Linked DNA regions of Homo sapiens: region 2 is linked to region 1. Evidence: read pairs that join two places in POLR2A ChIA-PET (ENCODE). Cell type or tissue: Panc1. All regions are shown on one strand. Links, peaks and the distances in the headings refer to the core of each region. The heading gives the core; the rest is flanking DNA. Region 1 overlaps FAM169A (family with sequence similarity 169 member A). Region 2 overlaps NSA2 (NSA2 ribosome biogenesis factor).

Region 1 (2,922 bases), core at 102-2,601:
GCAGGTTAATGAGGCCATAGCTCCAAGTGCAGAGTTGGAGAGGCCCAAAAGCACAGAATTGGAGAGCCTGTGGTTCAGGGGCTGCCATTTTTCCAAATTGCTGAGATACTCTGCTATATAATGGCAGCCCATGGTTATATTTCTTAGTTGTCTAGTGAAAATACTAGGGAGTTTGGTCGGGTAGTGATGGGGATTGTGACTCAGCAGAATATTTCGCAAATGGTATGCCAAAATTAAGTGCCAAGTTTTGGTTTCTTTTTGCTTTTGTTGTGAGTTAGACATGTTTCCTTTAAAATGAAAACATCAGTCTTCATTGTTCTAAATGAGACAAATCTCTGTGATATTTTATGTTAAAAATATCTACAACAGTGAACATATAGTTAGACTCGTGTTTTTAAAAATTGGTTGTATCCTGGAGGTTTACTATGTCCAATCCCTGTTAACTTTACTAAAGTCCCTGTATAGTCAGATACGTGGTAGAGAAGCCAGGTATAATGTAAGAAATTTTATATTGTCAGTGTTGAAATGGACACAATTTTATGATTTATTAATTTAAGTGCTTATTTTTTCTTTCCTGAGCTTTGTACACTGCTGATTTATAAAGAGTATTTAGTAGTCTGGGTTGTGAAGTACCAGAGTTGCTGACATATTCCACAGGCAAATGTATTACTTTACTGTACTACAGTATGTAGTAGGATCATGTGGAAGCTTCAATTACAAGCCCATTTCTATTTCTTTCTCTCTTAAATATCTATTAATTTATTGTTAGGCTTTTGCAAATGTTTCGAGGCAAGTAAGTAGCATTCTCTATTTCCTGTTCATAGAATATAGATATTAAGATAATGATTTATCATCCATTCCTGGGTGTGGTAATTCAGTATGTATTTTGTGTTCCAACTGTTGAGCACCTTTGAAATAACTTTATGAGTTTCATTTCAGCCTTATGAGTCCTGCTTTGGCTCCCCAGGGTGGAACACTAAAAATTGATATTTTGTCTCCCTTGGAATTAGGATGGAGGCATGTAACCCAAATTTTGCCTATCACAAGATAGGCCGTATCCAAGAGAGACTGCACTACGAAGTGAGCTACTGGAGGAAGGAGGCCCTAAGGGGAATTGACTTTCTTCTCTTGTGTTTCCTGCCTTGGGGCCCTCTCTCTTCTTCCTTCACCTTACCAGGAGTAATTACTGTTAACACTATAATGTATCCTTCCAGACTTTGCTGTACAGACATATTAATCTTTTAAAAAACTTAGCTGGGTGTGGTGGCATGTGCCTGTATTCTTAGCCATTCAGGAGGCTGATGTACGAGGATTGTTGAGCCCAGAAGTTTGAGGCTATAGTGAGCTATGTTCGTGCCACTGCACTCCAGCCTGGGTGACAGAGTGAGATTCTGTCTCTAACAACAAACAAAAACAAAGCAAAAAACTAATGCAAGTAGGCATTTTTTCAAAAAAAGAAGTGGTTTGTTTTTCCTGTTTTATGAATTTTCTATTCATGACCTTTGCTTATTTATTTGCATCTTAGCTTTTAAAAAAAACACTGCATTATTCATCTGTATTAAGGTATTAGATTGTATAAGTCATACTGGTTATAATTTGCCTCTGAGTTTTTTCTTTTTAGATGCAAAAGTTTTGATTGATTTCTAGTTATTAGTTGCAGCAGTTTATTCCTTTCTCAACCAGAAGGAATTTTCCTCTATGTGTTCTGTATGTTCAGGTAATTTGCCCATGGTTACATAGCTAGTAATCCTGTTAGTTTGGCTCAAGAATACACTCCCTTAACCAGTATTTTATACCAGCTTTCACACACTCTCAAAATCCTTTGCAATATAGCTGGATTTTGCTTTTGAAGGCCTAAAACATACCAAATACGCAGTATCTTCATGCTTAAATGATTTCTTATCTAGGAGTATTTTCCTGTACATGAAGAGAGAATTAAACCTTGAGTTGGAAAGAATACTTGGAACACTTCCCCTGACATATATTAAGCAATCTTTAACCGTATTAGGGCTGCCTGAGATGCTGTGCTTTCAGACATACCAATGTGATGGAAAAAAACAGACATCGGAGTCCGACTGCCGGGTTCAAATACTAGCTCTGCTGCTTACTAGTAGTGTGGCCTTGAACAAGTTACTCAGCCACTTTGTGTCTTTGTTTCCTTTTCGGCCAAGTGAAGAGAATTAAAACACCCACCTCATGGGTTTTAGATAAAAGTTACATCAGGTGATACACGTGAAGTGTTCGGAATAGAACCTGGCACATAGTCCACTATCGGATTAGTGGTTATAACTTCAAAAGATGGTTTTGCTTCCTGCTTGAAATAAGGAGAGCCAACAGATATGAATCCCATTCAACTTCCTGCTCTATTACCTAATTTATAGGCCGTCCTAACCCATACATAATTAAATGTTTTTACTTTCCCAGAAAACAGAAAAGGATTGCTGAACAGTGTTGAGGCCCATCTGAGATTTTGATAGTTGTAGCAGTTATTTTGTCATATTCAAAAACTCGGCTCTCATAGTAGAAAAAGATGAGTGGTTAGAGGAATCTAGCGTTTAGGACCTTGTGTAGGGCAGGAGTGATGGAAGAAAAAGTAAGGTAAAGGGATTAGTTGAGCTGATGTAGTACAGGGCCCAGGTTAATTAGGGAAGGAAATGATGTTAGAAAACAGAAAAGGGAGGGATCAAGAGAGGAATCATAATAAGGTTCAGAAATAAGGTTGAGAGCATTGCTGATTATGTTGCCTGGATACCTAACCTATTCTCGGTGTTGGAGAGACCATTGTGAGAGTTAGGATCATGAATTGGATTGGTTGAGATAATTATTTTTTTCCCTGAGAATTCTTTCAGCTCTATAGTGTACATACTTCTTTTTGGGTCTGCCTCTCTCCACAAAGCCCCCAAATAATAGCAGTAACCTGTA
Region 2 (2,922 bases), core at 313-2,812, 78 kb after region 1:
TTTCTCTTAATGTTAGCATGTAAATATAAGAAGTATTTACATAATATAAAGTTGTGGCAAAAGAAATTTTTTCTTACGGAAGACATCTTTAGTCATTGGCTAATACTTCATGTAAGCTGACCTCACTTTTAAAATATGTTTGATATATGCCTCCCTTCCTCTGCTCATGGTTAATTTATTCTATTTTCTTATAATATTTCTTAGTTATAACTTTGCATCTGCTTCCCTTATAATAATTTTTATTAAAAAGGTTAAAAAAATTTTTTTTGAGATGGAGATTTGCTCTGTCTCCCAGTCTGGAGTGCAGTGGCACAATCTCAGCTCACTGCAAGCTCCGCCTCCTGAGTTCAAGTGATTCTCCTGCCTCAGCCTCCCAAGTGGCTGGGATTAGAGGTGCTCGCCACCACACCCGGCTGATTTTTTTGTATTTTTAGTAGAGGTGGGGTTTTGCCATGTTGGCCAGGCTGGTCTCAAACTCCTGACTTCAGGTGATCCACCCGCCTCAGCCTCCCAAAGTGCTGGGATTTACATGCGTGAGCTGCTGTGCCTGGCTAAAAAGGATAAAAATAAATCTAGCAGAATGTATTACACCTTATGTAACTAAAACCAGTAAGCTAAATTTTAAAACAATTGTATTTATAACAACTTTTTCTATAAAGTATTTTTTACTAAATATTTACATCTGATTTACAGTGTTTTAGCTCTACTGCATTAAAAAAATTTGCTGTATATTTTATTAATACATCAACTTGAATAGTATTTCTATTAGTACTGCAGAACACAGCAGCCCTGTATTCAAAAATTCACTTACCCCAAATAACTTTGCCTCCTTGTGTCACAAGGCCCAATTCGCTCACATTTACTTCAATGACAGTACCTTTGGTAATAACACCCAAAGTTGTATACAGTGGGGATGAGGGATTCTTCTTTACACCAAGTATTGGTAGGCAAAAGGTGGCTTTCAGTTCAGGATGTGTTACATGGGCTTTCTTGAAACGCAAGCCCTAGTAAGTCAAACACAACATAAGAATGTTTACGTCCAAAATGTTAACAGTGATGAGTAGTGGTCGTTTTCGCTTATCTTTTTCAACCATCTCCAAAAAACTATGGTTGAATAATGTCATCTTAAAGAAGCTAACAAAATATGTTTTACAGAGTAAAAAGCTGATGGTTACAGTATAAATATGTGGGGAAAACACCCACACAAATACTTAAGAATTTCTTTTTCTTTTGAGACAGGGTCTTGCCCAGTTGCCCACGCCAGAGTGCAGTGGCGTGATCTTGGCTCACTGCAGCTTGGACTTCTTGGGCTCAAGACATCCTCCCACCTCAGGCTCCTGAGTAGCTGGGACTACAGGCACGCACCACCATGCCTAGCTTATTTTTTTTTTTTTTTTTTTTGGTAGAGATGGGGTTTCGCCATGTTGCCTGCTGGTCTTGGACTCCTGGGCTCTCAACGTATCCACCCACCTCAGCCTCCCAAAGTGCTGGGATTACAGGCCACCACAGCTAGCCTCTGAAAAGTTTTTTTTTTTTTCACCCTGTAATAGCTACCTAGCAACATACCCAGATTTTTACTGTCTAGTCATCTACACTTAGACTTACTAAGGACTTTATATATACCAGGCCACTATGCTAGCTCACAACTGGCTCACTTAAACACAATAACCTCACAACAAACACATCCCCTCTCCTCTGTTTTCAAATGATGTAACAAGGATCAGCAGGTTAAATGACTTGTTTCCAGATTAAATGGTGAGTGGTAAACAGACTCAAACCTTAATATCCTGATTCCAAGTCTTTATATAACTCGGCTACCTTCCATGATGAAAAAAGGAGTGGACTGTCAGCTTTCTTTAGGTTGATGGCAATATGAGACTGGAGGAGACCCAGAGGAGTCTTTGTTACAGAAACTGGTTATGGAGTCACCCAGTCACCTAATAAGGTCTTTTAGGGTGTAGTACTTTAAACGTCACAACATTTTGCAGTCTTCATTTTTGTGTGCATGGGGATGGGGGGAAAAAATCACTAAATCAGTTTCTTAGTAACAGACTCATTAATCAAGCTTGTAAGAAACTGACACCATTCAGGATGCCATCTGATTATAATGACAAATCTGTGAAACTACAGAAAACCTAGAATAGCCTGACTTGTATATTCTCTCCCTGTAGAACTGTTAAGGCTACCAAAATATATTCAGACTATGAATATGAAACCAAAACAAGTCGAGTCCATGATATAATCCGGGGTGGGCAAACATTTTGTGTAAAGAACCCAATAGGTAAACACTTTAGGCTTTGTCAGGCCATATGGCCTCTGTTGCAACTGCTCAATTCTAGGGGTAGGGGTTATGCAATATGTAAATGAACAGGCATGACTGTGTTCCATTAAAATTTTATTTACAGAAACAGGCTATTTGCCAATATTTTAATCTATTAAAAATTACTCACGTTGGCCGGGCACGGTGGCTCATGCCTGTAATTCCAACACTTTGGGAGGCTAAGGCGGGCGGATCACGGAGATCGAGACCATCCTGGCTAACACGGTGAAACCCCGTCTCTACAAAAAAATACAAAAAAATTAGCCGGGCGTGGTAGCGGGCACCTATAGTCCCAGCTACTCGGGAGGCTGAGGCAGGAGAATGGCGAGAACCCGGGAGGCGGAGCTTGCAGTGAGCCGAGATCGTGCCACTGCACTCCCGCCTGGGATACAGAGGGAGACTCCGTCCCAAAAAAAAAAAAAAAAAATTACTCAGGTTGAACACTAGGATTATGGCATGTTGCAACTTTCCTCTCTCTGATACTTTGTTTTTTTGAGGCTGTGTATCTAACTGGGAGAATAGTTCAGTCTCTTTGAAGGGATTTTGCAAAAATATATCTTCAACTATGTTTCTCCCCAGGGGTGGGGAAGTTTGGGGTCACA

The links. ChIA-PET counts read pairs that join two places held together with the same protein. Peaks named below come from ENCODE experiments on the same cell type or tissue, not always from the same donor. Only the 100,000 strongest peaks of a DNase experiment are listed, where the experiment ranks them.
Region 2: POLR2A ChIA-PET joins it to region 1 with 5 read pairs; 9 of 35 experiments call an interaction of 5 or more read pairs at or near these places.

Annotation. Positions count from the first base shown.
Region 1 is chr5:74,849,411-74,852,332 of GRCh38, reverse strand. The region is part of intron 1 of FAM169A (family with sequence similarity 169 member A); the gene reads left to right. Among named protein-coding and RNA genes, the nearest start is that of FAM169A-AS1, 15 kb to the left of the region's middle. RefSeq lists an enhancer at 112-291. In Panc1, for the core only: no CTCF peak of the experiment used is centred there; no DNase peak of the experiment used is centred there; H3K4me3 peaks cover 166 bases; H3K27ac peaks cover 2,009 bases.
Region 2 is chr5:74,771,950-74,774,871 of GRCh38, reverse strand. It overlaps NSA2 (NSA2 ribosome biogenesis factor), which reads right to left. Exons shown (of 6, transcript NM_014886.6): 5 at 812-1,004. Among named protein-coding and RNA genes, the nearest start is that of NSA2, 6.2 kb to the right of the region's middle. In Panc1, for the core only: no CTCF peak of the experiment used is centred there; no DNase peak of the experiment used is centred there.